2 separate regions of the Homo sapiens genome follow, and region 1 is linked to region 2. A link is a loop called in an ENCODE intact Hi-C map of the cell type or tissue named here. Cell type or tissue: heart right ventricle. All regions are shown on one strand. Each heading gives the region's core, and the rest is flanking DNA. Links, peaks and the distances in the headings are about the cores only. Region 1 overlaps OR9Q1 (olfactory receptor family 9 subfamily Q member 1). Region 2 holds the start of OR9Q1 (olfactory receptor family 9 subfamily Q member 1).

What was found. A loop is a pair of places that touch in the nucleus more often than their neighbours do. Peaks named below come from ENCODE experiments on the same cell type or tissue, not always from the same donor. Only the 100,000 strongest peaks of a DNase experiment are listed, where the experiment ranks them.
Region 1: a loop joins it to region 2, with 2.6 times the contacts of the local background. A loop is called at or near these places in 3 of 110 quality-filtered maps.

The regions. Positions count from the first base shown.
Region 1 is chr11:58,171,803-58,187,638 of GRCh38, forward strand. OR9Q1 (olfactory receptor family 9 subfamily Q member 1) reads left to right here. Exons shown (of 3, transcript NM_001005212.4): 3 at 7,629-9,814. The coding sequence starts at 7,643. The coding sequence ends at 8,575. Among named protein-coding and RNA genes, the nearest start is that of OR9Q2, 9.3 kb to the right of the region's middle. In heart right ventricle, for the core only: no CTCF peak of the experiment used is centred there; a DNase peak (open chromatin) is centred at 8,022.
Region 2 is chr11:58,017,419-58,033,254 of GRCh38, forward strand. OR9Q1 (olfactory receptor family 9 subfamily Q member 1) reads left to right here and starts at 6,463. Exons shown (of 3, transcript NM_001005212.4): 1 at 6,463-6,686. LOC107984331 (a long non-coding RNA gene) reads right to left here and starts at 7,001. Exons shown (of 3, transcript XR_001748218.1): 1 at 6,669-7,001; 2 at 5,422-5,606; 3 at 603-1,184. It overlaps OR6Q1 (olfactory receptor family 6 subfamily Q member 1), which reads left to right and starts at 13,535. Exons shown (of 1, transcript NM_001005186.2): 1 at 13,535-14,488. The coding sequence starts at 13,535. The coding sequence ends at 14,488. It also overlaps the pseudogene RNU6-899P. In heart right ventricle, for the core only: no CTCF peak of the experiment used is centred there; a DNase peak (open chromatin) is centred at 7,403; H3K27ac peaks cover 5,912 bases.

The sequences.
Region 1 (15,836 bases), core at 3,817-11,816, 150 kb after region 2:
GTGTTCATGCAAACTAGGCATGGAACCAGGCCCCCAGAGGTAGAGAATTTTCCAGCCAGAAGTTTTCCATAAAGTCCAGCTCTAGGGGAAGCAATGTAAGACAGAGGCTGAATATCAACAAAGAATTTCCATATTTTAATGGGGGAAAATATTGATAAATACTTGAAATTCCCTTATGTAATGACAGCGACAGGGAAGGCTAACATCCTTAGAACATTAACATTGAGCAAAATGGGATGAAAAGCTAATGAGGAGACAATTGCATAACAGATTTATGAGTACTGCCATCCAGACAAAGAATGCTTTGTTGTCTCTGAGGATATTTCCTGTATTTCCTTATATGATTAAAAATGTTATATTTTGTTTGAATGATTTGTAATTTTGTCCTTGAGTGAGAAATTATATGTGAAATGCATGGCATATTCCCTGGCACTCAGTGGGCACAGGGATGTTGGCTATTCCTGTGGTCATCACAATTATTATTAGTGTGTTCTATATTCATTAAAATCTAGACAGAAAGTTTTATAGCAATCTTAAAGTAACGGTTGTTATAAACTCTACGATGTCATTGAATGTGTGTAGATTCAGACCAGGAAGCAGAAGAATGATTAAATTTGGGAACTGTATGGGAAACACCATCCTGATTACTAACTATCAGGGTACATTAGTGAAGAGTGTTTTTATTTCCTCCCTTTATTTACTATTCTCCATGCCTTTTTGAGGTTGGTATTATTATTGCCAATTTGTAGATGAGGAAGTCAAAATACCAAGAGATTTTACATATTTCCCAAGATCCCTGGCTCCAGAAAGTGATGGAGCCAGGACTCAAACGCAGGCAATCTGACCCAGAACTCATACTTGTAAGATTTTTTTTAAAAAAATGTTGTGGGTACATAGTAGGTGTATATATTTATGGGGTACATGAGATATTTTGATACAGCCATGCAATGCATAATAATCACGTCAGGGTAAATGGGGTATCCATCATCTCAGCCATTTATTCTTTGTGTTACAAACAATCAAAGTATACTGTTTTAATTATTTTAAAATGTACAATTAAATTATTAGTGACTGTAGTCACCCTGTTGTGCTATCACATACTAGGTCTATTCATTCTATTATTTTGTACCCATTAACTATCCCTACTTTCCCCATATGCCCCAATACTTTTATCCAAAAATTATAATGATTTCTGTCTAGTAAACTATAAGTGGTAAAAAAAATTACTGGTTGGAAGGGACAAATAAAAAAATAAAAGCTGTTTACATTTAGGATTAAAGTACTCTTGGGTATGAAAAAATCATAATGGTCATGGTATTTTCTTTATTTTATTTTATTTTATTATTATTATACTTTAAGTTCTAGGGTACATGTGCACTATGTGCAGGTTTGTTACATATGTATACATGTGCCATGTTGGTGTACTGCACCCATTAACTCGTCATTTAGCATTAGATATAGCTCCTAATGCTATCCCTCCCCCCTCCCCCCACCCCACAACAGTCCCCAGTGTGTGATGTTCCCCTTCCTGTGTCCATGTGTTCTCGTTGTTCAATTCCCACCTATGAGTGAGAACATGCAGTGTTTGGTTTTTTGTCCTTGTGATAGTTTGCTGAGAATGATGATTTCCAGTTTCATCCATGTCCCTACAAAGGACATGAACTCATCATTTTTTATGGCTGCATAGTATTCCATGGTGTATATGTGCCACATTTTCTTAATCCAGTCTATCATTGTTGGACATTTGGGTTGGTTCCAAGTCTTTGCTATTGTGAATAGTGTCATGGTATTTTCTAAGAGCCACAGGGAACTCTGAGCTGAGAGCTTCTTCCTGGCCCCCTGAACCCCACCCCCTCAGCCAAAGGAGCAGATTCCTAACAAGTCATATTTTCTATCCCAGGTTGGGAGGGCATAGCAACATTTTACCAGGAGGGTTTCAGAATTGCTGTGGACCCACTGTTGCCATGTGCCTGCCGTTCTTCCTGTTTTCTAGTGGGAGCATTTATTGTGGTTATTCTGCCTGTTCACCAATACATTTTGGGTATTTGTGGGCAGACATATGACTTGTCTTTGTAGTTCATAATTCTGTAAACCAAGGGAAGCTGCACCTGGACCTGATGGAGATCATAAGATCCTAGACTTTGATCTTGATGTAATTTGTTGAAGTTTACAGGTCGGGGTTTGGGCAGCTTAGGGTGATGAAGAGTATATTTTGTATGTGATTTGAGAGGGTAGAATAAGAGTATTTATGGACAATAGGAATATTGGATCATTGTTCATAAAATAAACTTCACTCCTCTCCAACTGTGAGTAGGATAAACTCCCCTGCTCAGGGATGTTGAGCTTGACTATGTGGCTTGCTTTGTCTTGTGGGACATGAGTAGACCCGATGCAAGCAAAGACTTAAAATGTGCTTGTGTAATGGGGCTTTGTCTGCTTGTGATTCTGCCATTTTTAGAGGCATATGCCCTGCATAGCTTGCTGACCCAAATATGAAGAGAGACACATGAAACAGATTGTGAATCAAGCTGCAGCTTGGTCAAGTTAGCCGAGCCCAAGCCCAGCCTAAATAAGCTAAATCCTGTCTGGCCACAGACCTATGAGTGTGAGAATAAATGCTCATTGTTGTGTGCTACAACCTGGGGTGCTTATTACAACACAAGAGCTAACTAAGTACCCCATGGTCAAATACTTTTGAGAATTGTTGCATAATATACAGTTCATTTTGGAGATTTATAAAGGATATTATCATACTAAAATCTTCAAAAAATTTTCTAGTAAAGATAGTTGTTTAACTTCATTTAACCCAGCTTCTCAGACTTCTTTTAGCATTGAATCCTTATCTAGTATGTTAGAAGTTAAAAAAAAATAAAGTTTACTGCTGTTTGACTTAATTTTTCTCTATTAGAGAAAATTTTTCCCTTTGTTGAGGAAAGTATCTTAAAGGATATCTTCATAATGAAATTTAAGGACTTTCAGTGCAAGGTCTAAATTGAAACTCTTTAGAGCTTAAAGATTTAAGGCCAGGCGCAGTGGCTCATGCTTGTAATCTCAGAAATTTGGGAGGCTGAGGCAGGCAGATTACTTGAGCCCAGGAGTTCAAGACCAGCCTGGACAACACAGTGAAATCACGACTCTACTAGAAATAAAAACATTAGCTGGGCATGGTGGTGCACCCCTGTAATCCCAGCTACTAGGGTGGCTGAGGCATGAGAATTGCTTGAACCTGGGAGGCAGAGGTTGCAGTGACCTGAAATCACGCGACTGCACTCCAGCCTGGGCGACAGAGTGAGACTCTGTCTCAAAAAAAAAAAAAAAAAAAAAAGGAGATTTAGATTATTACGCACAACAATATATAAAAATTTTTAGCCTCTCAGTGGATTGGGTAGGATAGGGATTTGGAAGATTTTGGAACTGGGAAAAGAGAAATACAAACAAAAGATTTTCTCAGTGGAGAAAGCAGTGGAGTCAGATGGTAGCGGACAGTCTCAAGGTCAGGAGCAATGTCACTCACTGTCCCTGGAGTATCCCTTGGGCTCTCCTGCCCATATATGTGCTGACCCCCTTTCCTAAAGAGTTTTGCCCATCATTCTCCCACTCTCTCTTCTGTCCGAACTGACAAAGTCCACCTCCTCTGCGAAGCCCTCCCCAGTTTACCCTACCTGTAAGTAATCTTGCCCTAGTAACTTACCTGCTTCTTGATTGTTTACTACTATCCCCATAGTAGAGGGAATAGTATTCCCATAATACTACTATTCCCATAGTACTGTACCTACTCCTTGCTTAGGAGTTTAGTACTTGTTATCTTATAGAATGGATAAGAATCTCACCTATTAGGCTGCATGTTCCTCATAGGTAGGCATTGTGGTTTTTTTTTGTTTCATTTCACATCTCTTGCTCTCTTTTAGAACTCTTAGCACAGCGACGAGTCAATGTACCACATGGTTCCATTTTCTCTTGGTTATCATAATTGTCAAAGAGGGCAATTATTCTGTTTTTCCTTATCTTCCTTTTTTTTTTTGAATTGAGACATGTCAAAATTCAATGACTCAACAAAATGCCTATGAATTTGTGGCTAAAACAATACTATTGTGTCAAAGATGTAGAGAGCTGGCAAAAGCTATGCCAATAAGACAAACTTGCCAATTTCTCCTCTGAGCAACATCCCAGGCTTTTGTTTTCTCCATGTGTTCATTTGCATTTAAAGAAAAAAAAAGGGAAAGATTTTAATGAGGCACTTGACTCCCAGAGAGGGCAAACAGAAGACATGATGTGTCTTGCTGAGGTTTCTGTGTAGGGTACCCAGTTGGCCCTCCTGGGTAATGTGGAGCAAAGTCCTGTGCTTCCAAAGCACTCTTCTTCCAGATATGGCCACAGTGGTGAAGGTGGCAATGGGCATAACTTCTGACATTGTTCTGATGGAAGAAATTAAAGTTAGATACATCTAACTCCTCAAAGGACCATGCAGAACTAGGATTCAGGCCTTTTAAACCCCACTCAGTGGGTGCATGGCAGGGCTTTGAGAACCGTGACTGGGAAGAAAGTCTTTTCTCCTCCTATGTAGGTGCCTAGTGAGAAACCTACATGTGCAATAATTGCCTTTCCTTAGAGAACACTTTAGCCATTGATTGGAGACCTCAGAGCTTTTGTAGCAATTATTAGTGTCTTCTCCAAAGAGATTTGTGTTGGAGCTGGGAGCCCACAGGAAGAGGCTGTTCCCCAATCTCTGCTGTCCCTGCCTGGAATTGAACAAAAACCAGTGAAGAGTGCAACCTAATCAGATTTTGCAGATCTGGAAACACAAAGAATAAAACGGTGTCTTTGGCGGAAAAGAAGTGGCTAGAAGGATCTTGAGGATGGTAGGGTCCAGGGACTGACTTTCAGGCAGTGAAGTTATTATTGTCCCCATATTGATGCACACATTGTGTGTGCATGTGTGTGAGGAATGTAGGAGGGAAGAGGACACTGTGGCTCCAGGAGATTTGCTTAGCATTATAACTGAGCAAGTCTGGGAGGGCAACAAGAACCACCCAGACTTCCTGATGCTCAGCAGAATACTTTTGCCCCTACACCCTTAGGATTTCTCCAAGCAGTGGGTGAGAAATGACCTTTTAGACATTAAGGAAAAATAGTGGACAAAGAGAGAAGAGGACCTGCCAGGTAAAGATGTGGAATTCAGGTGAAGAAACTGACCTGGTTTTCTTGGTTCCTGCTCCATTCAGATCACCAGATCCAATTTCCTTTAATTATCATTTTTTTCCCAATAGGTCAGTCTGACACAATCATAGCTGCCAAAGTCTTATGCTTTAAAGGTGATCCAATGTCCTTTCTATCCTGTTGCACTACAACTCTGCCAAAGAACTTACTGTTAGCTCAAAAGCCTCTATCAGTCTTCAGATATTAATAGACTGCAGAGCTGGTATTTATGTTTGTTTAATTAATGATGGACACCTTCTGAGTAGAGGCTGTTGGAATAATCAGGTGATGCAGTAAAATCTTGCTATAAACTAAACAGAGATTCTGTGTACAGTTTTGTTTCTAATGGCCGTTCCACCACTTCTGAGCTGTGCAGCCTTGGGAATGATACTTAAGCCCTTTCTTTCTTGGTTTCTTTATCCGTAAAATGAGGATAAGAAAAGTTCCTACCTCATGTAGTGGTTGTGGGGATTAAATGAGTTAATATATAAATAATTTAGAATAGTGTTTATCTGTTTTCTATTATTAAGGACAATATCAGTTCTTATAAAAGCATTTTTGGTAAATGAAGAGGCTCTAATGAAGGTAACAGCTTTCTGCTAAGTAAGCACATTGTTAGGTTGAGGAAAAAAGTATAAACCCAAGAATGGCTTATGGGCTTCGTGACTGTTGATCAATTTTAGTGAGTTCTTAGACTTCGGGCATTTTCTGTTTTTAAACACTTTCACAAAAATAAAAGTAATTCATTGAACATGTGTATAGCACATTTCCCTTTGCAAGGTGCCTCATATATTATTTGGTAACTTTATTCCATGAGAAAATATTAAACCTTTACCATGTGCTGAGCTCCAGGAGCACGTGCTCTGACCAGGGAAGGCAGACAGGAGAGAACTTTCCTGTAGAAAGTGCGATCTGGGTTGAGGTTTGAAGGTAGGGTAAGAGTTGGCTAGGACTTGGAGGATGCAAAAGAGGTGTTCTAGGCAGAAGGGGTTTGTCCTGTTGAAAGTGCAGAGATGTAGGAGAACCTGGGGGAGATTAGAGAAGCTGCCAATAATTCAATACGTCTGGAGAGAAGCGTGAGAGGGTGAAGTGTGGCTGTGGGTATCAGGATTTAGAAGCAAGAAAGGAACATGAAGAAATAAGCAGAGGAGATCTCACAGAGGCATTTCCAACATGTGGAGGAGTCAAAATATTATCCCATCCCAGATTACAGTAATCTATTGCATATTTCAAAATAGAGGCAAATAATTTGCGTATTTCGAACTTTAAAAAGACAAATATTTAAGGTGGTGGACATCTAGTTACTCTGATTTGATCTTTACAAATTATATGGATGCGTTAAATTATCACAAGGACTCTCCAAAAATATCCTTTCCATGATGGGCACCGTGGCATGATTTTTAACAGGGGAATCAGATGTGATCAAATTAATGTCTTAGAATTATCACTCTGACCACAGTGAGGAGGAAGAATTTGGAAGAAGCAAATATATAGACAAGGAGAATAATTAGTTCCACGGATGTTGTTCTAATCCAGGTGACAGTTGGAGAGGATTTGATATCAGGGAGGAGTTGTGGTCACGGAGAAAAAGGGATAGAGTCCTGACACGGATATTACAATGGTAGGCAAGAGACCATGTGTCAACACTTGGTGGAGCAATAAGGAAGTTTCGGCTCAGAATGGCTATCTGGCTTGCAGAGCTCACACAGCTACTTAGCAATAGAGGTGCGAGAATGTGCACCCCTGTTCTGAGAATGTTTACCTGTATCTGTTTTGTCAACATGCTAAGATGACTCTATGCCACAGGACTTCGTTGATGGCAGGAGCTAAGATCAGTCATCTCTGAAGCCCTACATCACACCTGACATATTTTATATGTATATATTATATATATATTTATATATTATATATATTATATATTTATATATTATATATTTATATATAATATATATTTACATATAATATACATAATATATATTTTATATATTATAGAGAGAGAGAGAGAAAGAAAGAAAGAGAGAGAGAGAGAGAGAGAGAGACAGGCTCTCACTCTGTTGCCCAGGCTGGAGTGCAGTGGTGCCATCTCGGCTCACTGCCAAGATGGGAGCTTTGACCTCCCAGGCTCAAATGATTCTTGTGCCTCTCTCCCGAGTAGCTGGGATTACAGGTGCTCACCACCATGCATGGCTAATTTTTTTTGCATTTTTAGTAGAGATGGGGTTTCACCATGTTGGCCAGGCTGGTCTCGAACTCCTGGGCTCAAGTGATCCCACTGCCTCGCTTCCAAAGTGCTGATATTACAGGTGTGAGCCACAGCACCTGGCACACCTGGCATATTTTGTCCACAGTACATTTTCAATAAATGTGAACTACAAATACAGGTAAATCCTATTTGCACCTTCCTAACTTGCTTCCCATTCTACATGTCTCAGGGACCACTGGTGTCATGGCAGAGATGAACCTCACCTTGGTGACCGAGTTCCTCCTTATTGCATTCACTGAATATCCTGAATGGGCACTCCCTCTCTTCCTCTTGTTTTTATTTATGTATCTCATCACCGTATTGGGGAACTTAGAGATGATTATTCTGATCCTCATGGATCACCAGCTCCACGCTCCAATGTATTTCCTTCTGAGTCACCTCGCTTTCATGGACGTCTGCTACTCATCTATCACTGTCCCCCAGATGCTGGCAGTGCTGCTGGAGCATGGGGCAGCTTTATCTTACACACGCTGTGCTGCTCAGTTCTTTCTGTTCACCTTCTTTGGTTCCATCGACTGCTACCTCTTGGCCCTCATGGCCTATGACCGCTACTTGGCTGTGTGCCAGCCCCTGCTTTATGTCACCATCCTGACACAGCAGGCCCGCTTGAGTCTTGTGGCTGGGGCTTACGTTGCTGGTCTCATCAGTGCCTTGGTGCGGACAGTCTCAGCCTTCACTCTCTCCTTCTGTGGAACCAGTGAGATTGACTTTATTTTCTGTGACCTCCCTCCTCTGTTAAAGTTGACCTGTGGGGAGAGCTACACTCAAGAAGTGCTGATTATTATGTTTGCCATTTTTGTCATCCCTGCTTCCATGGTGGTGATCTTGGTGTCCTACCTGTTTATCATCGTGGCCATCATGGGGATCCCTGCTGGAAGCCAGGCCAAGACCTTCTCCACCTGCACCTCCCACCTCACTGCTGTGTCACTCTTCTTTGGTACCCTCATCTTCATGTACTTGAGAGGTAACTCAGATCAGTCTTCGGAGAAGAATCGGGTAGTGTCTGTGCTTTACACAGAGGTCATCCCCATGTTGAATCCCCTCATCTACAGCCTGAGGAACAAGGAAGTGAAGGAGGCCCTGAGAAAAATTCTCAATAGAGCCAAGTTGTCCTAACCATCTCCAAACTTGGAAAATCCCGAGAACCACCTACTCTGTAGTGTCAGAATTCTGGACGCTCATTATTTATAGCATGCTCAATGTTTAAATGAATATATTATGGTACTAGGTATAAAAAAGAACCAGAACTTTTAGCTCCAGGGAGAGGAAGGAAGACAAGGAAAAGTCAACCTGAAAAGAGATTGGAGTGGGAGTTTTGATTCCCAGGACAAGTGACAAAAGGATTTGAAATTAAAGCCTGTGCAATCCAAATATGGCACACTTCACCTGTCTGTGATTATAAGAGTAATTTTTTTTGCAAAATTTTTAATGAAAGATTTTCATCATATAGAAATGTTAAAAATAATATGTAGGAAGTTTCCTATACTCAGTACTGAGATTGTGTAATTGCTAATATTTGCTGTCTTTACTTGGTTACATAGATGTAATCTATCCGTGAGTTTATTCATCAATCAATTCACTCATCAAACCACCTTTTTTTGATTCATTTCAAGGTGAGTTCCGGACATCAGCATTAGTACCCTTTACTTCTATGCACTTCAGAATTATATCATCAATTAGGATTCAATATTTAGATTACATTTATTTTTAATGATCAAACTATGGTCGTTTGATGATCCAATTAGCAAAGCTGACCCTACTCAAGGTATGCCTTAATATTCTGGTAGTAGTTCTCAAGAAGGCCTCACACAAACTTTTAACAATGCCTACAATAACATGTCTGTCAATTGCTATCACCTCTGGATATATGCCCTGTTCTTTTTCTTCCTACCTATTACAGTTCTCTCTCGTCATATGGCATGACTAAAAATCCACTTAGCAAAGTTATACCATTCCCACTGCCCATAATGGCGTCTTCAGTGTCTGTATCATAGACATTGACTCTCTGTGTTCTGAAAGCTTTTTCCTTCAGGGAGGCAGAACATTGCTGCATTCCACATGGCGATAGGCAGGAGGGTGGTCCTCGCCTATCCTGGGTCCCTGCACTCTGCAGCAGCTCAGCCTGCATCCAAAGCCTCACAAAATCTGTCTGTTCTTAATCTTTACTTCTCTAATCACAGGGGACTTGTCTCAATCAAACCCAAGGCACTGGAAGAGAGCAGGCCCCATCTATTAATTTTTTTTCATTTAAACAAATTTTTATACCTGGAACTCAAACTTCTTTTCCTGTCTCCTGGATTACTAAAAAAAAAAAAAAAAAAAAAAATCCAAAACCAAAACAACAACAACAAAAAATCCAGGGTACCCTGTATGTGATTGATATAAACAATTGTGGAAAGGGAAAGGTGGGGAGAGGGTGACGGTATCTTACAAACCTAGGATGATTTTAAACTCAGCCAGACAAAAATGCTGTGTGAAACACAGAATTCCAGTTACAAGACTTTAAATGGGAAGAAGATATGTGAAAGGTGGGAGACTCAGCATGCAGGTAGCCAAAGGATATTCAATGGAAGGTGGCTTATAGTAAAATAAAACACATCTGAATCTTTAAAGACATTATATTTATTCTAGAAGACAGAATATTTTAAAGTACATATTGTAATTTTCACAAGAAATATTTTATCCCTTTAATAGTGTTTTGTCTGGTTGTGAAAACCCAGGCTTAAAATTTATAGCTTTACTAAGGGGGATGATTAATAAATAGTATATGTGTCAATTGTGTTACAGGTTGTGTAAAAAATGTTAAAGAAATGTTGGAAAGCTTGAATCAGTGATATGAAATTCCCTCCTGGTTGTGTCTGTGTGAATAAAAGCAGTATACTAAGGAATTATTTGCTGTCTTAGAATCTACCAGAAGTCAGGAAGTACACGATGAATGGAAAGGGGCTACTAAGAGAATAAGTTGCCAGGTAGAAGAAAAAAAATGAATGCCTCCTTCTGATTAAATTCTAAACAAGTATCTGCAGATTTATGTTCAAGAAGGAAGGGCTAAGTGAAAAGGCTGTAGGAACTAGTGGTCATGAAACCCCATGTTGTATACGGAACATCATCTACTTTTTAGTCTATAAATAGAGCTCAGGAAAAGTTAAAAAATGCTTTCCATTTAGGTATGGAAGATGAGTCGGGGTTCAATTATGACATTTTTAAGAAAAGTTGACAATAGGGAAGTTACCTGATTGTAAATAGGTGTGAATATTTCCTTACATTCTGCTATACCTTGTGTTGAACTCATCCAAATAAAAAACCTGTGGTTCTTTTTGTTCAGTTATTTTAATTCTGGAATGGAAATCCTACCATTTTTGACAACATGGATTAACCTAGAGGACGTTATGCTAAGTTAAATAAGCAAGTCACAGAAGGACAAATATTGCATGATTTATATATGAGGTGTCCAAAAATATTATGCTGGTGCAAAAGGAATTGCAGTTTTTGCCATTACTTTCAATGGCAAAACCACAATACCTTTTCACCAACCTAAGTCAAGCTCATAGAAGCAGAGAGTTGCATGGTGATTGCCTCAGCTGGGGAGAGGAAGAAATAGGGGAATTGTTCAATCAGCATAAAGTTTCAGTTATGCAAGATGAATAAGTTCTGGCCACCTGTTGTACAACATAATATCTATAGTTAACAATATATTGAATACTTTAAAACATGTTAAAAGGATAGATCTCATGCTAAATAGTCTTACCACCAAAAGACCAATCAAGCAACCAAACCAAAAATCACAAACCCAGAAAACAACAAAAAAGAAAACCCACAAAAGAACATTAGAAAATTTTTGGAGGTGACAGATATATGATATGTGTATGTCCAAACTCACCAAAATGTATATTAAATAACTGTATTTTTTTTGCATAGCAATTATACCTCAATAAAGCTTGAAAAAATCTGCTTTTGGAAATCTGCTTAAGGGAAATCCAGGTTACTCAAACCAGGAAACACCATCTACTGGGATGTTTTGAATGTGGCTATAGTACCTAAAAGGAGAATAACAAGGTCTTCCGAAGAGAAACCTTGGACATCCAGCTCACAAGGGAATAGCAATGGTAGCATCCATCTGCATCCTGCCTGGTCTCACACCAGGCGCTCAGGCCAGCTCCTCCCATTACCTTTCTCAAGTGTCTGCCAACACAGGGTGCCCTTCAAGCAGACCTTCACTATCAGGGGCCAGGTCCTCAGGAGCTGTCAAAGAAGGGACTTGTTGGTAGCATGACCTTTCTAGTGGGCTTCAGGAGGGCCTCCCACCATTTTCTGCCCCAAACATGAATGAGATATTCTGGGGACCACACTACTTGGTACAAGATGGGGAGAAGAAAAGCCACAGCTCTTACCTGGTAAGTGCGAGTTGGCAGATATTACTTTATTTTGGTTGCAGTGGATATGAGCAATATAGCACGATTTTTGAGTAGCCAAGAACGACCTGAGTCCATCTTAAATCCCTATTTTTTGTTTAAATTTCCTTTGCTTTAAATTAGTTGGCCTGACCTTTTCTTGGAGACTATAGGATATGATAGGAAATGTTGGGTGGTGATGGTCCCTGATCAGCTGAGTGTCCTTCCATAAAACAACTTCCTTGTTCTGTATCTCAATTTCTCCATCTGAAAAATGGGGGAGCAGGTTGATTAAGAGAATTATGAGTCCCTCTGTGGTCTCAGATTCTTTCTATCTAGGCTTTAGCCCTGTTAAATTTTAAATTATTTGAGAAGAGATTTCACATAAAGCATTGGCAGTCATCTCCTTCAGAGGGAGATGTCTGAGACCTGTCTCAGAGCATGGGTTACGATGGAGAGAGAGAGCACTTGAGAACCTGGAAACTGAGAATTATGGGAATGGCTAAGGCCAAGGAAGATGGAGTGTCCAGAGACAAACTTTCTGCATCTTACATTGGCCCTAGACGTCAGGCTTAAGCTTAAAAAATTATCAAGCAGCCATTGTCTTCCCAATGCCTTGTTCATGGCAGATAGGATGTAAACAGAAACTGTTTAGACTCTAGTGGCCGACATGCTTTTCACTCTGCCACCTGTTGCCTCCCTCAGCCACTGCTCAGCCAACATCTCTGTGGGGTTCCCTGAAGCACAGGTGCAGTGGGAATTTCTCTGATTCTTCTTACCATTGTGTGGTAAAAATCTGTTCTTTTGTGTTCACAGAACAGCATTCTCTCTTATCTGGGAAATGCTCCATTCTTTACTCTAACCATATGGGTCACGCAAGTACTCTATCTCCCTGTAGATCTCATCTTTCTGGTCTTCACTGACTGGAAACTGATTGACATTGGGCCAATCCTGGTACCCCATTTTTTTGCCACATAACATCTGGGTTCTTCCTTGGGATTTTTTCAAAGTTGGAACCTAAAAACGTGACTTTTCATCTTCTTTATGGCAAAAAAGCTAGAACATGTGAATAGTAGAAACAACTAGTGGGTATTTTTTTCTACTTTGTTGAAGAAAAGAACATTGAGTCAGAAACAATTATGGACAATAGAGAAATTCTTGGTGTCATGGGAGTTGTTCATCACAGTTGTGCTTGAGACTTAGCTGCATCCCTTCCTGCCCTCACCTTGTTTTGAGAATCATGTAGTGAATTCATCTATGGGTTCAAGCCATGTTACCTGCTGGGCAGAAACCCAGGGACTGTAAGTCATTCTTTCTTAGGGATTTCATTCTCCACATCTGTAAAATGAGAAGATGCACTGGATTCCAGAGTTCTTTCTGGCTTCATCATTCTGGAAAATTCAGACATAAAGGCTCTGAAAACACTTAGAGAAAACTTATAAGGGAAGCAATGGAGGACACTTACCTCAGGATTGCACACCTCTGAGAGGATTTGGAGGAAGCACAGATATGCATAGAAATGAATTAAGATTAATGCACTTAATTATTTGGTCATCTTTATTTGAGGCCCCTTCTATATTTAAGAGCAATAAGCGACCACTGGGTAAAGTGCTGATTAACAAGTTTGGCATTAAAAAGTCACAGACTGGGAATCAAATTAACTACTGATGTAATCATTAAACATCTTCCTATTTGGAAGCCTCAGCCTGTTCATCTGTCGATTGAAAAGCCTGGGTTATTTGACCTCTAATTTCCCCTTCAGTTCCAGCATCTTATGAGAGCCTAAAAAAAATTCCACAGTTCTACAATATGTAAAGTGAGGGCAGGGATAGCAATGATGAATTGAGAGGGGAATGTTTGCAGTAGGATAAGTCCTTCCAAAGTCCTTCTAAAGCAAATTTATAGGCACTAGGTGTTCCTCAGCCTTGAATTGGCATGAGATCCACCTAAGTCTGGATGGAGAAAGATCGTGAAGATGAATTTCAGGGCAAGAGCTGAAGATATGTTCTCCTTACATACTTCCTGGTTCCTCCAGGCCACAAGTCATGACTTCTTGGCTATAAGAAACACTTAAAGTAGTTCAAGAAAAGATCTTTTTGGAAGAAGAGAGGATTATCCCTTGAAATAAAGTCATCTTGGGTCTTTTTCTGGTCCAATCGGCTATGGCTAGAAAGGTAAGGCCAGCCCTTCACCAGTGGCCATGGTGATACTTCGTAGAAGGAGCGAGGGCCTGGTCAAGTGCCCCAAGAATTTTCTACCACAATCTATTCACTTTGAGACTTAGGTGTCATCTGTTAGCTGAGTTCCCTTCTTTCTGAAAAGCTAGAAGCTACATAGCTAGAAGGTACAGACATAGAAGGAAGAACCCCTCAATTATTCCCAAATGTGGAATTCAGCGACATCTTCATGAGAGTTTGCAATATACTACAGGAATTAGGAGTGCACCTTCTGGAGACAGACCACTTGGGTTAAACTCTAGCTCTACCACTTACTGTGGGACTATTGGTGGTCCACTTCAACAATCTGTGCTAAATTTTCTCATCTCCTTAAAATGAAGATAATAATGGTACCTCATTCATGGAATTGTTTTGTGGATTAAATGAATCTATCTATCTGTCTATCTATCTATCTATCTATCTATCTATCATCTATCATCTATCTCTATCATCTATTTTCTATCATCTACCTATTTATTATCTATCATCCATTTATCATCTATCAGCTGTCTACCTAATCATATATCTATGAATCTATCTATCTACTATCAACTATATCTATCATCTGATTTATCATCATCTATCATCTCTTAGAAGAGTGAATTGGCATACAGTAAGCAGCTAAGTTGGTCTTTGCTGTTGGATTTTCCTGTGGGATTTTCCTTTCCAAATTCTGCTCAGATCTATAGCTCTTAGAAAAAAAATCTCTAAACCTCTTTTACTTCAGCTTTATAGGCTCTAATACTCACAATATATGAAATTTTTATCTATACTCTGAGGTTCATTTTGCTTCTCTTCTGGGACTGGCCAAACAGTGACTGAACCATCTTAATAATCATTCTGATAGTGTTTTTTAATTAAAAAATTTAATTGACAAATAATAATTGTGTTTACTTATTTATAGGGTACAATGTAATGTTTTAGCCTATGTATGCATTATAGAATGATTCAGTGAAGTCACTTAAATAAGCCAGTTGTTTTAAGTTTGACTACAGCTTCCTGAAAGCAGGGCCTTGATGGCCTCACAGTCTATTTCATATGGGGTAGCAATAAGAGGGTTGTTGTAATTATATAGTAGAACTGCAGGGGGTCAGCCATTGGATCCACTTCACAATCAAAGAGAGAGACATTCTTTAAAGGGCAAGGTGGTTTCCTCTTCCATATTCCTGAGGGATCCGCCTGGAATTATGTTGCTTCCCCAGACTCCCTTCTAATTCTTTTCCCAGTAGGAGTGATTGCTCCTGGGGGAGCCAGTCAGAGACTTCAAGGAGCCAGATCCTGAGATGAAGTCATCAGGAGATGCTGTTTCTTGGAACAATTACTACTTTGCTATTTGGCATTTGGACAGTTTCTGAGCCTCTTTAGAGCTGTACTGCCTAAGGAGCATCCTTTCCTTAGAACTCTAGTTCTGTACGACGTTAATGAAAAAGAAGTTCTGCGCTCAAATTCTTTTGGGAAATGGTGGGTTAGGAAAAAGTTGATGAGGTTTCTTTTCTTATTTTTCTTTTTCTTTAACTTTTAAGTTCAGGGGTACATGTACAGGTTTGTTACAAAGATAAACTTGTGTCATGGGGGTTTGTTGTACAGATTATTTCATCACCCACGTATTAATCTTAATGGGTAACAACCCATTAGTTGTTTTTCCTGATCCTCTCCCTCCTCCCACCTTCCACCCTCCAACAGGCCCCAGTGTGTGTTGGTCCTCTCTATATGTTCATGTATTCTTATCATTTAGCTCCCACTTATAAGTGAGAATATGTGGTATTTGTT
Region 2 (15,836 bases), core at 3,844-11,843:
ATTATAAACAAAAAATGAAAATAAATGTATGGTATTATATTAAAAATAGCTTTAAAAGAATAATGAAGCAATCTATGAAGGTGGAAGGAGGGAAATAATAAATATAAGAGCAAGAATTAATGAAATAGAAAATAAGATAGAAAACCAAAGTTTGTTTTTGGAAAAAAGGAAAACAATAAAATAGGCAAACCCTAGCAAGATTTACCACTAAATAAGAAAAGATATATGGGTAAGTAATATTAAGAACAAAAGCTTGGTCAACACACAGGATCTTAAATATCTTGAATATCTGGATTTATGAGAGGTGGCATTACCAATTGATGGAGAAGGATATTATCAATATGAAAAAAGCCCCTAAATTTAAATGTCTACTTCATAGCATACACAAAGATCAAGTCCAGTTACATTAAAGACTAAGTATAAAAATCAAAATCCAAGCATTTTTTAGAATACATTTTAGTCAAGGCGCAAAAGCACAAGCCATACAGGAAAAGATTTGTACATTTTACTACATAAAACTTAAAGATGTTAAATGAAAACAACAACAACAGCAAACTCAATATAAACAAAGTTAAAAGACTGGGAACATATTGATTATAAAACAAAGTATGAGTTTTTAGAAAACACAAATAATGTCTACAAATTATTAAAAAATGGTTAAAAACTACTGAATAGAAAACTGAAAGTGCATAAGAACGGGAATCCATTTGGCCAATAAACATTTGACAAGATGCCTAACCCACAGATGGCGGAAACTGTCAGAGGGTTGTAATTACATCGTGCTGGTTTTGTATGAGAAATTGGTAACTCTCAAACACTGCTGGTGGGAATATAGTTGGGGCAACCCCTTTGGAGAGTAATTCAGCATTGTTTAGTGATGTGAGATGTGTCCATTTAGGTCACCCTCAAGCAGCAGTTCTCAAACTTTAGCTTGATTCAGCATCACCCGGAGGGCTTGTTAAAGCATGTATTGCTAGACCCCACTCCTAGAGTTTCTGGTTCAGTAGGTCCGAGGAAGGAGTGGATTTGCATTTCCAACATGTTCCCAGGTGATGCTGCTGCTGCAGGCGACCACACTTTGAGAACCACTCCTTTAGACAGCCTTTTGCAGATGCGCACAATAAGACGAGTCATGAGAATGTTTATTGTGAGGAATAGTAGAAAATTAGACACATCTTCAATGCCTATTAATGAGAGAATGAATAAGTATACAGTTTTAAAAAATACAACAGAAGATACATGGAAATTAAAATGAATGAGCTAGAGCTGCAAGTATCAACATAAAAATATTAAAAACAACGCTCTAAGAAGAAAGCAAATTGCAAAGTGTAGAGGTTAATCCACTATGCCTATTTTAAAATATGCAAAATAAAATAAAATAATGTTCATGGATGACAAATAGTATGAATCATTTGTGAGCATGATAAATACTGAATTTACCATATTGGTTAATTTTGAGGAGGAGGGGAGGGTGCAAGGGTGATGGGACTGAAAACAAACAGAAGGCCTCAACTGTATCTACATTTTTATCTGTCTATCATCGATTTATCTATCTATCTTCACCATTATAATCATGATCATCATCATCTATTAATATATATATGTCTTTGTTTCTCTCAGTCTATCAATCATATTTTTACAAAAAAAGGATGTGGAATAATTATTGCCAAAAGTTAATAATTGATAAAGCTGGATAGCAGTAAACATTATATTATGTTCCTTCTTGTGTATAAAGTTGATTATTTCATGATAAAAATACAATGAAAAGAAATGCCTGCAAAAAATACTGTGCCAGACTCTGTTTCTGAATGCTGTTAAGGCTGAAAAACAACATGTTGAGATTGAGCCTCTACTGTGGAATGAGATTTATATATGATCTTGTAGACCTCATCATCATCATCATAATATATTAAAATTGGAAGTACAGTGAATGATTTCAAATCTCTTCTCAGAGGGGTGGTGAAGGTTCTTGGCTTTTTGTTCTAGTCTGTGTTCTTCCTTTGCCAGTGTTGGTTCTGTAGCCCCACTTCCTTTGCCAGTGGGGTTCTGTAGCCCCAACATTGGAGGTTGGGATATTTGATTCCTCGGGCAAGAGGAAAATAATAGGAATATGATCATTCAAAGCCTCTTTTATTACTTTCACACACACAGGAGAATTCTGCCTTTAATTGCTCAGTTTCTGAACTTTTGTGATGTGAAACTGGGACAACAGATAGAGTGGCAAAACTCAAGGAGCTATCAAGGCTGTACTGGTTTACACTGTAAAGCCAGAAAGACATAGTGTTCCAGAAAGGAGAGGAGAAAGGCAGGAACCAGTGGGGCCTGGGCTGGAGAGCAGAGGTTTGGAGTTTGCCTCTATTTCCTTTGTTCTCCAGGTGGCTGTTTCCCTCTGAATGTCCTTGGCCTGAAGACATGGTGTTCTTCCTAGTTGCTTTTGATCAGCCTTACATGTGAATGCAGAAGAGGATTTTTTAATTTTTAAATTTTTTTTATTTTTTAGATTTGCAGAGTGAGAGTCATTGACAGATTGGGTCAGAGCTGCAAAGAGGTTTTTCCATTGAGTGGGAATGCAGATACGGCACGGTTCAACATCCTTCCTGCCTAGAGCAGCCTGAAGTGTCGTGGTATAATGATCTTATGTCTACTGTCAGGTGGACAAAGCCCTCAACTTTGTTTCCTTATTTATCTCTAAGTACATCCTTGTCATGTAGTTTTATTTTCCTAATTTTAGAAAGGTAGCAGGTCTATGAAGAGGCTTATGTAGGATTCAAGTCCAAGTGTTAAAGCAAACTAAATATGGCCTGAGAAGGACTCTGTACTTCTATAGCTGAGTCCTCGTGGATGAGCTGTAACCTAGCGTAATAGATTACAGTGGAACAACAATTATATACAATTTTGTAGACCTCATCATCATAATATATAAAATTGAAAACCTAACTTACTAGTGTGCACCTGTAACAATAGCTGCGTGTTGGCTAATCCTAGCGGCCATACTTCAACCACTCACAGACTGTTGAATATTACTGCCTTCAAATAAGGCAAACGTCCAGCTGTAACCAATCTCACTGTTTCTCACTTCCGATTTCTGTATATCACTTTACCTTTTTTGTCTATACATTTGTTCTGATCACGAGGCACCCCTAGAGTCTCTGTGAATCTGCTGTGATTCTGGGGGCTACCCAATCCACGAATTGTTCATTGCTCAACTAAACTCCTTTAAATTTAATTCAGCTAAAGTTTTTCTTTTATCACAAGTCTGTGATGTTTTACACTGAGCAGTACTGCACTAGGCTTTTTGGGAATGCAGAAAATATAAGACATGGCCCTGTGGTAAAAGATCTTTATTGTTTAGTTGGGAAGACAAGATATTTGCACCTGATACATTAAGGCTGGACCCAAGTCATACAAAATCAAAGAAAATGATCCTATGCGTTGAAGATGTGTTAAAGAACAAGTCATCTATATTGCCTTTGGGCTTTGCCAGCTTTGGTCCAGCTGCCTTCTGTGATCAAACACAGTGGATACTCACCATCCTTGATGTTCTTTTTGCTTTATATTGAAATAACACTGTATTTCCCTTTTGGAGAAAACAATTGCCCAGCCTGTAAACAATCATCAAATGCCCCAGATTAACTCTTTGAAAGGAAGGCAATTTGGCACAGCAACATTCAGGTTAAAAGTGACCCTAAGTCACAGCCTCTATGGAATTGTGAGCTCCTTAAGGGTTGAAGCTGGTACTTCACATCTATATTGCACAGAGCCTGGCCCAGAGTGGCTACTCAGTAATGTCTGGTGTTATCATTGCAGATTATTTTCCAGAAGTGGGGGATAGGGGGCAGGTAGGTGGATGGTGATATCTGACCCACTCTATTGAGGAAGGCCTCACTGCATCTGTGATAAATCTGAACTCTATAGATTTCGTGTCACCATATTCTAGAGTAGTTTGGAGTCAGAGACCTTGGCAAAGAGTCTAGCTGTCACGGAATCTTCCCTGGTTGGCCCCTCATCCTCCACTCTGAGGCATCCGTCGTCCTAATCTACAGATTTGGAACTCCCACGTAGCTTCTGCATACCCTCTGGGACAAAGTTTTTCATAATTTATTATTTTCTTTTCTTTGTTGTCTGAGAGCTTTAAACCTCCATGGAGAAATGGTCCCATGGGTCACCCCTGGGAGAGTTACAGGCACATACGTGGAGTATGAGGCATCTTATAGCCAGCTACAATTCTTGTTACTTCTCTTTCCAGTTCAGCCAGTGGCAGATCTGTGCCCTCTACCTTTGGTTCAGAGAAACTGTGCTCCTTGAATTTGGGGTCTCTGTTCTTCAGTGGGATTCAATAACCTGTCCTGGCCACCAGTTCCAAGGTTCTGGGCATGCTTGGCCTTGGTGTTTCACCCAGAGAAGACACTAGGAAACTAGAGAAGCAGTGGGAGGCAGGTACGTGGCTCCTCTAGAGGCCTATATCCAAAGAGCATGCAAGGCGTGGTGTATGGAAGGAATGTTATCAATCAAATGGATACCAAATCTAGAGGTATGATTCCTGACTTTGGTATAGCCCAATCTTTTCTTCAGAGTTTTCCCAGTTTGTAATCTCATTTTTTGTTGTTCAAAACCTCTTTTTTTTTTTTAAAAAAAATTATTTATTTTATTTATTTTTGAGTCAGAGTCTCATTCTGTCACCCAGGCTGGAGTGCAGTGGTGTGATATCGGCTCACTGCAACCTCCACCTCCTGGGTTCAAGCAATTCTGCCTCAGCCTCCTGAGTAGCTGGGATTACCATGTGTATGCCATCATGCCTGGCTAGTTTTGGTATTTTTAGTAGAGACAGGGTTTCACCATGTTGGCCAGGCTGGTCTCGAACTCCTGACCTCAAGTGATCCACCCACCTCGGCCTCCCAAAGTGCTGGGGTTACAGGTATGAGCCACCACACCCGGCCCAAAAGCTCTTTTACAGAGTCATTGTGGTTTTAAATATCAATTCAGTTTTCAAGTGAGAAAATGGAGGCACACAGAATTCAACTGATTTGCTTAAGCTCTTATAGAGTAGGGGTGCCGAGGGACTTTGTGGGGTTTTAGTTCTCCTTCATCTCCATCTGCCTCCTCAAGCCACCTCAAACCTACAATCTAAACAAAATCAATTTGCTTTTGTTATTCCAGGGCAGCTTCATGACCATTCCCAGAGTCCCACCAGATGGCCATTCCCATGCTGTCCCTTTATTGAAATTCTGTGGTCATCGCATAGTCCATAAGCAATAGAAGCAAAAGAGTAAGCAGGTTTTACCAGAGTGTACCTTTAAAGTTTCAAAGAACCCGCACATCCACTATCTCATCAATTCACAGAATGTTCTGAGAGACAACAAGAATAGATATTATTGCTGCCTAGAGATTAAGAGCTAGAAGCTCAGAAAGCTTGATTCTCACCTTGGTTCCTGTCTGCTATAGTGGACTCTCTGGCTTGGTTTGGGTCTGGGGTCTCTGTCACATATATGGCTGGAGAAGCCTCCCACTTATTTTCTTATACCTCAGTTTCCCATTTGTTCCCATCATAGGCAGACTATATGTCAGTAGCTTTGAGGAACAGATTGTATCTGCTCAGTATTGAAGTCCTGGAATAATGAGAGAAGCGCCCAGTTAATTGATCAGATTTTATTTTAGGAATATCACCCTCCCTGGGGAGGTGGTATGATGGAAAGATGGTGGGCTCTGGAGTCAGACTGGGCTGGATTCTCATCTGGACTCTGTCACTTACTAGCTGGTTGAAGCAGGGATTTTGAGAGCCCCACATACTAGGTCCTTTCCTCTTCCCAGCTACCTGGCAACTAAGCAAACCTAGGGCTTGGTGGAACAGAGTTTGAAAACAGCTGATAGAGTACAGCTTTCCGGGAAATTTAGAATTAAATTCTGTAGCTAAGAAAAAGAAATTATATGTAGAAATCAATTCAATTTGCCTCCCACCCAAGGCCATGAGAGCAGGCTGCTCCAGATATACAAGACATCATTCCTGCAGGCATTGTCAGTCTTGTAGTCCGTTGACAGTAATTGCATGGACAACACCCAAATTGATTGACTTTTCTGTAAGTATTGTTGAACTTCCTTTTCCTTAAATTTCCTTAAAAACAGGTAGCTAGAAATGGAAAGGAAACTAAGTACGCTGCCAACGTACAATCAGGAGCATGCAGCCACCCTTTTATTACATCAGTATATATTTATTGCATGTAGACTACATGTCAGTGACTTTGGCATTAGCAACACAGTAATGAACAAACAAACAAAGGCACTATCTTCAAGGAGCTTCCTTTTGTGTGTGTGTGTGTGTGTGTGTGCGTGATGTTATAGACAAACAAATAAATATCTACCAGATGGCAATGAAGCTGTGACCCAAAAAATCAAACTGAGAAGAGGGTCAGAGAGTGAAAGGAACTGCGTTTTCAGATAGGTGGTCAGAAAGGGCCTCTCTGTTAAGGTGGCCCTTGTGCAGGGAATTGAAGAAGTGCAGGAGGATGCCACACAGAGATGGTAGAGGGAGCGAAAGGAGCAAAGGCCCTAACTTTCCCTTAATGATGTCTCCTTCCATCTTTAGTCCAGCCCAGCAATGTACATGTTATCCTTCCCGTTTGAAGATGAAGACACTGAGGCTCAGAAAGATCAAACGCCTTTCCCAAACTCACAGCTACGGCCTGACGGAGGTAGGGTCAAATGCAGCTCCACTGATTTCAGAGACGGTGCTGTTAACACAGGGGGCTGTCTGCATGTTGGAAAGTGAGATGTGCTGTTGCTGTCACGTTGCAGTGGGAGTGGGGAAGCAGGCTGTGATGAGCTAGACCCAAGAGGAATCAGAGAGCAGGTCTCCGGGCTTCATCCTGGGCATCTCCTAGCCCCGCTGTCTGTCTCATAACACCCACCCACTGCGCCTGCTCACCTCGGTTTGTTGGCTGTTTTTTTTTGAAATCATTTCCTGGATCTTAGTAAGTTTATTTTCCAGTTCCTTTCACTTTTTGGGACTAGGCCCCCAGATGCCAGGTGGAGAGAACTGAAAGAGGGAGAAATCCAGCGTTTCTCACCAGGCTTGTCACGTAGCTACACAAGCAAATAGCTACAGGAACCAAGTTTCAATTTTCGTGCATGGGCCTCAAACTGTTTTTCCATATTTGTTAGGGAAAATCTTGGCCAGGGAGCACCGTCTTTTGAGGACACCAAATTGGGCCAAGTTCCTGTGCGGCCTTTCTCCTTATTTAGTGATTGCCCCGTGTGACCCTCTCCTCTCTGGCTGACCTCTTTTTTCCTGCATGGCACTTGGTGGATAAAGTTCCCTGAACCTTGGAGAGGAAGCGGATGCTGTTAATAGCCCTGGGAGTGTGACTGTGCTTTGCAGCTCACTGGAGCCTGTGGGATATTCCTCCAGCCTTGGCGGGGCTCCGAGCTGCAGGGAAATTAACCTCAGAGTCAGGGCAGGGAGCCAGGGTTGCAGGCACGTTGTCATTGGGTGAAATGAGATGGCAGAGGAAAATGGCACGGTGTGGAGGCTTTTTTTGTCAGAAGCTCTGGGGTTTGGCTCTTCTCTGTGCCATGTAGTTCTTTGATCTTGCCCAAGTTTACTTACTGTCTCTCTGAGCCTTCAGTGATTTCAATTGCGTGAAAACCAAGACAAATAACACCTCTATATCAAGAATAGTTCATAGGATCATAGTACAATATTGTGGGGATTAAGCCAGATGGTATCAGCCCATCAGAATCTAGCCCATGGGAGGGGCTCCGTAAATGACCCTTTCTTTTTGAGACGGAGTCTTGCCCTGTCGCCAGGCTGGAGTGCAGTGGCGCGATCTCAGCTCACTGCAACCTCCGCCTCCCGGGTTCAAGAGATTCTCCTGCCTCAGCCTCCTGAGTAGCTGGGGTGCCCGCCGTGCTACTATAGGGTGTGTCCTACAGGCGCACGCCACCATGACCAGCTACTTTTTGTATTTTTGGTAGAGACGGGGTTTCACCGTGTTGGCCAGGATGGTCTTGATTTCTTGACCTTGTGATCCGCCCGCTCAGCCTCCCAAGGTGTTGGGATTGCAGGCGTGAGCCACTGCGCCCGGCCTCCTTTCTCCCTTTTTGGAGAGAAGCTCATCTTCCTACCAACACATGACCCGAAGACGTGTTGGGGCAGGGGGGAAGAGGAGTAGAATTTGGATGCTCTGGAACTCTCGCTCAGAAAGAGTTTCTCATTAGACTTGTCTCTGATGACTTCAATGATTCCATCAGATATTCATTCCGTTGGGTTAGGCATTGCCTCCCATCTAGGTTGCTTTCATTTGATTTCAGTTAGAAGGTGGTGGAGCTGAGATTTGAAGGCATCAGGTGGTCTAATGCCTGAATGTAGCCTTAACCACTGTGCTCTCCTGACTCTCTCCGTGGACCTCACAACCTCTTCTAACAATTCCTCTGGGCATATTACCTACTTCCACCTGTCTCTCCCCTGGCTTGCTGGGGTGCCTCCCCCTCCCTCTACTGCACTTGGTTTTGTCAGTTAAGGATTGCCTTCTTTCCACCGTCCCCCACCCTCAGTGTGATTTAATTGGGAAATTGTTTCTTGATCTTACCTGTCCTGTCTTCCTTGTATGCCAACTTCACTGCCCCCTACTTTGTTCTACCAGACACATTGCAATTAGCTCATCACATCTCTGTTCTAACCCTTGAGTACTTCTCTATCTTTCCTAAAAGACACAGTTCTTAAAAGGCAGGACTTGCAACTCATTTTGGGTTAGAGGCCTGATGCCTGGTACCATGCCTAGAACTCAGGGTCTCCTTGATGAATGCTTGAATGAGGAACTGGCAGGCATAGAACTGTGAGTAAACCACTTCACTGAGTTAACAAATTAATAGGTTCAAAAATTTCCAGGAGTTAGATAGTTGTGAAATTCTGTCTCTCAACCTTTTTATTTTTTCCCAACTTTTATATTCAATGGTACATGTGCAGGCTTGTTAAAAATATGGAACATGGCTGGGCATGGTGGCTCATGCCTGTAATCCCAGCACTGTGGGAGGTCGAGGTGAGTGGATCATTTGAGGTCAGGAGTTCGAGACCAGCCTGGCCAATATGGTGAAACCGTGTCTCTATTAAAAATACAAAAATTAGCTGGATATGGTGATGCGTGCCTGAAATCCCAGCTACTTGGGAGGCTGAGGGAGGAGAATCACTTGAACCTAGGAGGCGGAGGTTGCAGTGAGCCGAGATTGCACCACTGCACTCCAGCCTGGGCAACAAAGCAAGACTCTGTAACCAAAAAAAAAAAAAAAAAAAAAAAAAAGATATGGAATGCTTCACAAATTTGTGTGTCATTCTTGTTCAGGGGCCATGCTAATCTTCTCCGTGTCATTCCAATTTTAGTATATATGATGCCGAAGTGAGTACTATCTTAATCTTTTTAATGAATCAGTGTGAATTAATATACACTAGAGAAAGAAGTAATGAGACATTTAAAAATTATTTTATTCTTTTAACTCTTTGAATGTTGTTCTCCATATATCAATCCAATCTATTTGACAACTTGAATTCATTTCTTGAGTCTCTCAAAGAATGCAATTTGGTGTCAGGCAGTAGAGGAAGAACTGATGGCGATTCAAGCATTTTTCTAGAATCATTCAGTTTAGATTTTGGGTTTCTGATTTGGAATTCAAGAAAAGCTTCCCTTGCAGTTTGTTAATTAGCATTAGGGTAGGGGGAGCAGTAAGGACTCACTGGGCTTCTGTGCAGGTGCAATTGCCCACGCATGCCCAACCAAACCCTGGGTATCAGTTGTCCCCCGTCTCCCATTTCTCTGCAGAACAAGAGACAACAGATAATTTGAGGACAGTTTGGCTGCTTGGTGGTGGCAGAGGTGGTATGTGTGTCCATAAAGTAGGGTAACTACTGCTTGACACAGTAAAGTGGTGTTCTTTTTCGCTCATGTAACAGTCCTGTGTGAGTCTAGGGCAGGGATTGGCAAATTACAGCCCATGGTCCAAATCCAGCTTGTAGCCTGTTTGTGTATGGACCATGAGCTAAGAAAGGGTTTTACGTTTTAAAGAGTTGCAAAAACAAACAAAATAAACCCACAGAGAAGAATATGTGGCGGAAACTGCCTGTGGCTCATAAAGCTTAAACTATTTAAATCTGATCCTTTACAGAAAATATTGGGTAATCCCTGCTCCAGGAAGAAGTGAGTCGTTTTCTTCAGGGATCTAGGATCCTGCCAGCTGTTGGCTCTATGATGGGGAAAGAGATAGTGGGGAAACTGCTCCTGCTTCTTAAAAAAATCTCAGCCCACAGGTGAAATGCCTCATTGCCTAGATGCAAGGGGATAAAAAGCCGTCGGCTGTCCCTCTCTCCTTCTCTCTTATATCCTACTTCTTTACCCCTCCTTCAGCTTTTGAGAAACAAGAGCAGATCCTTTCAATGTAGCTAATCTGGGCCTGATACAAAGGCCACAGGTTCTGGCACTCTCTCTCTAAGCCATGGATCAGAGAGCTGAAAGTATTAAAAAATAATACCTGCTCTGTACCAGGCCCCAGGGTGGATGTCGGGGGGGCATCTGTACCAGGCCCCAGGGTGGATGCTGGGGCACCTGCTCTGTACCAGGCCCTGAGATAGATGCTTGTGGCCCTTGCTTTGTACCAGGCCCTGGGGCAGATGGTGGGAGAATCTGCTCTGTGCCAGGCCCCATGGTGATGCTGGAGAAACCTGGTCTGTACCAGGCCCCAGGGTGGATGCTGGGGGCACCTGCTCTGCATCAGGCCTCAGGATGGATGTTGGGGGTACCTGCTTTGTACCAGACCCTGGGGTAGATGCTGGGGGCATCTGTACCCTCCACCGTGGTTCCTAGGTCAGAGCAGGTGCCCTCTGCATTTGTTTGCTTGACCTGCATACAAGTTTGGAGGAATGAGATAAGGAAAAAGCCTTCCTAGTGAAGACAGGACTATCAAACCTGAGTCACAGATGAAAGGACAGGTAAGATTTAGAAAAATAGTAAGAATTTATAGATGACACAAGAGAGCTAGTAAATTGCAGACCCAGGGCTTGATCCCAGAGCTGTTTGACTCTAAATCTCATCCTCTCCATGACTATGAAAAATAATGAATTTTTCAGAGAATTTGACTGTGAAACTGTCTAACACCGTAAGTCAAGTCAAACTTCTAGAGCATCTGTGTGCAGTATCTCCACTGGGAAGGGTGATCATTGTTTGGAGGCTGCTACATTGTAAGTGAGGTTGCAAACGAGATAAATGGGTGGAAATTGCATCCTGAAATTTCCTTGAGCCAACAGAAGCATGAAGTGTCTGGGGCTGCAATGCAATTATGTGAGAGGAAGCCAATGTTTATAGACTTCCCACTGTGGGGATGTTAGGCATGGCGAAGACGCACGCAGAAATCTGAAAACTTTGGACTTGTTTATTTCTGATTTTTTATCTCTACATGCTTTCATTGCCAGGAATTCTGAAGCCAGAAGGAACTTGCTAATTATTTATAGGGGAAAGAGCAAGGGCTTTAGACCTTGGCAAACCTGGATTCAAATTCCAGTTCAGGAATCTGTGACTGTAGCAAAACACTATTTCTTTTTCTCCAAAGGGTCAGAAATAGTGAATAATTTGCCCAAGTTACACAACTAGGGTATAACTGCTTTATTTATGTTACTGCATAACAAAGCAGCCTAAAACTTAGTGGTTTAAACAGCAATCAGTTATTTAGCTCACAGATTTTTAATTTGGGGAGGGCTCAGAAGGGAAGGCTGGTGTCAGCTTGGCCAGCTCAACTGGGGGCTGAATGATCTATTTCTCAGACAGCTTATTCATCCGGCTGGTACGCTGCTGCTGGCTGTCAGTGGAAGCTTGGCCAGGCTGAGGCCTGAGGGACTTAGTTCCTCTCCACCTAGGCCTTTCCACAGGCTGGATAGGCTTCCTCACACTACTGTCACTGGGTTTCAAGAAGCAAGAAGAGGAAACTGGGGTTTCCAAGTCCCGGGCCTGGAACCTGGCACAGCATCACTTCCCCCTTATTCTGTTGTTAAGCAGTCACAGAACCCAGATTCAATGGGAATAGCCATAGACCTCACTTTTGGATGGGAAGAGTGTTCAAGAATTTGGGGCTGTATTTTAAAACTGGCACAAAAATGGAGATATTATATTTTCTCATTTAATTCTAAAATGAGATAGGAAGTAATCTCTTTGGAACTCTTGTATTATCTGTTTTTTAAAAAATGGGATTATTTAGTGATTCACTCATGGTCACATATTTCAAGTTGATATTGGAGCTTAAATTCAAACCCAGTGTGGATTCAAACCCAATTATGTTGATTCTATCTCTTAATAGTCATATTCAGTCTCCTACTGGCATTTCTGCAGTTAAAGTCACCATCACTCCATGCTATACTTGCAACAACCTCCTAACCCAGCCTTCCTGCCTCCTCCTTTTTTTTTTTTTTTTGACATTAAGTCTTGCTCTGTTGCCCAGGCTAGAGTGCAGTGGCATAATCTCAGCTCACTGCAACCTCTGCCTCCTGGATTCAAGTGATTCTCCTGCCTCAGCCTCTTGAGTAGCTGGGATTACAGGTGCCCACCACCACGCTGGGCTAACTTTTGTACTTTTAATAGAGACAGGGTTTCACAATGTTGGCCAGGCTGATCTTGAACACCCAACCTCAGGTGAGCTGCCTGCCTTAGACTCCCAAAGTGCTGGGATTACACATATGAGCCACCGGGCCCGGCCTCTGGCTCTTATCTTGTTCCCCTCCAAACCTGCCCCTTCTAAGGGGTAAAAAGAATAGCATTGCTTCTCTGCTTATAATTCTTAAAGTCTCCCTGTGACCTTTAGACTGAAGCTCAGCTTTTTCCTTTCCCTTAATTTGGTTGCTAGCCCTTCATGGTGTCCCAGCCTACTCCTCAGGCTCAGAAACAGTCATTTTCTCTCTGTATCTTATTCCAGGAGATGTCAACATGTAGATTTCCCCCTTGACATTTATTGACTCAAACATGATGCTAAGTGCTTTACAGGAATTATCTAACTTACATTTTCACAACAAATCTGTTAGGTTCTCTTTTATTTGAATCTAGGTATGCTTGCTTGGGAAATCAAGCTCTTGAACTCCATGGTAAACTGTCTCTACTTGAAGTTTCCCCAATGCACAATCTCCTCTCTGATGTCTGGAATTTTATACTTGTGATGTCTTCTCTCTATCTCTACCTTTTGTCTCACTAACTTATACTTCCTTTTCAGGTTCAGCTATAGACAGTCTTCCCTCCAGGAAGATTTCTCAAGACTGGTTGAGCTTCCCTGATATTTCTGCTCATAGTATCCTGCCTTATTCTTAGCCAGTGCATTTCATTTTGTACTAATATTATTTGTTTTCTCATGTCCCTCATGAACTGTGAATTCTTTGAGGGTAAGAACAGTGTGTTGACATCATGTTTCTCTTCTGAAGTGAAAGGCATTTTAGTACAACATCCTCCAACCTCACAGGTTCTCTTTGAGCTCTCATTGTCTATGAGGCTATGAGTTTGCTGAGCTCTCACTGCCACATATGCAACCATATACCAAAAACTGGACCCAGGTAACTGAATTTGTCATGATGGGCTTTGCTGGCATCCATGAAGCACACCTCCTCTTCTTCATACTCTTCCTCACCATGTACCTGTTCACCTTGGTGGAGAATTTGGCCATCATTTTAGTGGTGGGTTTGGACCACCGACTACGGAGACCCATGTATTTCTTCCTGACACACTTGTCCTGCCTTGAAATCTGGTACACTTCTGTTACAGTGCCCAAGATGCTGGCTGGTTTTATTGGGGTGGATGGTGGCAAGAATATCTCTTATGCTGATTGCCTATCCCAGCTCTTCATCTTCACCTTTCTTGGGGCAACTGAGTGTTTCCTACTGGCTGCCATGGCCTATGATCGTTATGTGGCCATTTGTATGCCTCTCCACTATGGGGCTTTTGTGTCCTGGGGCACCTGCATCCGTCTGGCAGCTGCCTGTTGGCTGGTAGGTTTCCTCACACCCATCTTGCCAATCTACCTCTTGTCTCAGCTAACATTTTATGGCCCAAATGTCATTGACCATTTCTCCTGTGATGCCTCACCCTTGCTAGCCTTGTCGTGCTCAGATGTCACTTGGAAGGAGACTGTGGATTTCCTGGTGTCTCTGGCTGTGCTACTGGCCTCCTCTATGGTCATTGCTGTGTCCTATGGCAACATCGTCTGGACACTGCTGCACATCCGCTCAGCTGCTGAGCGCTGGAAGGCCTTCTCTACCTGTGCAGCTCACCTGACTGTGGTGAGCCTCTTCTATGGCACTCTTTTCTTTATGTATGTCCAGACCAAGGTGACCTCCTCCATCAACTTCAACAAGGTGGTATCTGTCTTCTACTCTGTTGTCACGCCCATGCTCAATCCTCTCATCTACAGTCTTAGGAACAAGGAAGTGAAGGGAGCTCTGGGTCGAGTCTTTTCTCTCAACTTTTGGAAGGGACAGTGAGGAGGCAGGTGGGAACCCAGTTTCCTTGCCTTGGATATTTAAAAACAGGTTAGTCAATAACATTTAAGCTGAGACCAAATCAAGAATGCAGTTCCATTTATAACAGCCACAAAAAATACAATACCTAGGAATACAACTAACCAAGGAAGTGAAAGATATTTATAAGGGGAACCACAAAACACTGCTAAAAGAAATCAGAGATGACACAAACAAATGAAAAAACATCCCATGCTCACAGATTGGAAGAATCAATATCATTAAAATGGTCACACTGCCCAAAGCAATCCGCAGATTCAATGCTATTCCTATCAAACTATCAATGTCATTTTTCACAGAATTAGAAAAAACAATTCTAAAATTCATATGAAAGCAAAAAAGGAGCCCAAATTGCCAAAGCAATCCTAAGCAAAAAAAACCAAAAAAATAAATCTGGAGGCATTATATTATCTGACTTAAAACTATACTATAAGGCTACAGTAACCAAAACAGCATGGTGCTAGTACAGAAACAGACACATAGACCAATGGGACAGAATAGAAAACCCAGAAATAAAACTGTACATTGCTACCAACTGATCTTTGAAAAAGCTGACAAAAATAAGCAATGGAGAAAAGATTCCCTACTCAATAAATGGTGCTGGGAAAACTGGCTAGCCATATGCAGAAGACTGAAACTGAACCTCTACTTATCACCATATTCAAAAATTAAGATGGATTAAAGACTTAAATATAAGACCTCAAACTATAAAAAAATCCTGGAAGAAGACCTAGGAAATACCCTTCTGGACATTGGTCTTGGGAAAGAATTTATTACTAAGTTCTCAAAAGCAATTGCAATGAAAACAAAAATTAACAAGTGGGACTTAATTAAATAGCTTCTGCACAGTAAAATAAACTGTTGACATGACAAACAGGTAAACTACCAAATAAAAGAAAATATTCGCAAACTATGCATCTGACAAAGGTTTAATATCCAGAATCTATAAGGGACTTAAATCAACAAGAAAAAAACAATTAATCCCATTAAAAAGTGGGTAGAGGACATGAACAGACACTTATCAAAAGAAGATATCCAAGTTGTAAACAACCATATGAAAAAATTCTCATCATCACTAACCATCAGAGAAGTGCAAATGAAAACATAATGAGATATCATCTCATGCCAGTTAGAATGGCTATTATCAAAGAGTCAAAAAATAACAGATGTTGGAGAGGTTGCAGAGAAAAGGGAATGCTTATGCACTGTTGGTGAGAGTGCAAATTAGTTCAGCCACATGGAAAGCAGTTTGAAGATTTCTCAAAGAATGAAAAATAGAACTGCTATTCAAGCCAGCAATCCCATTACTAGG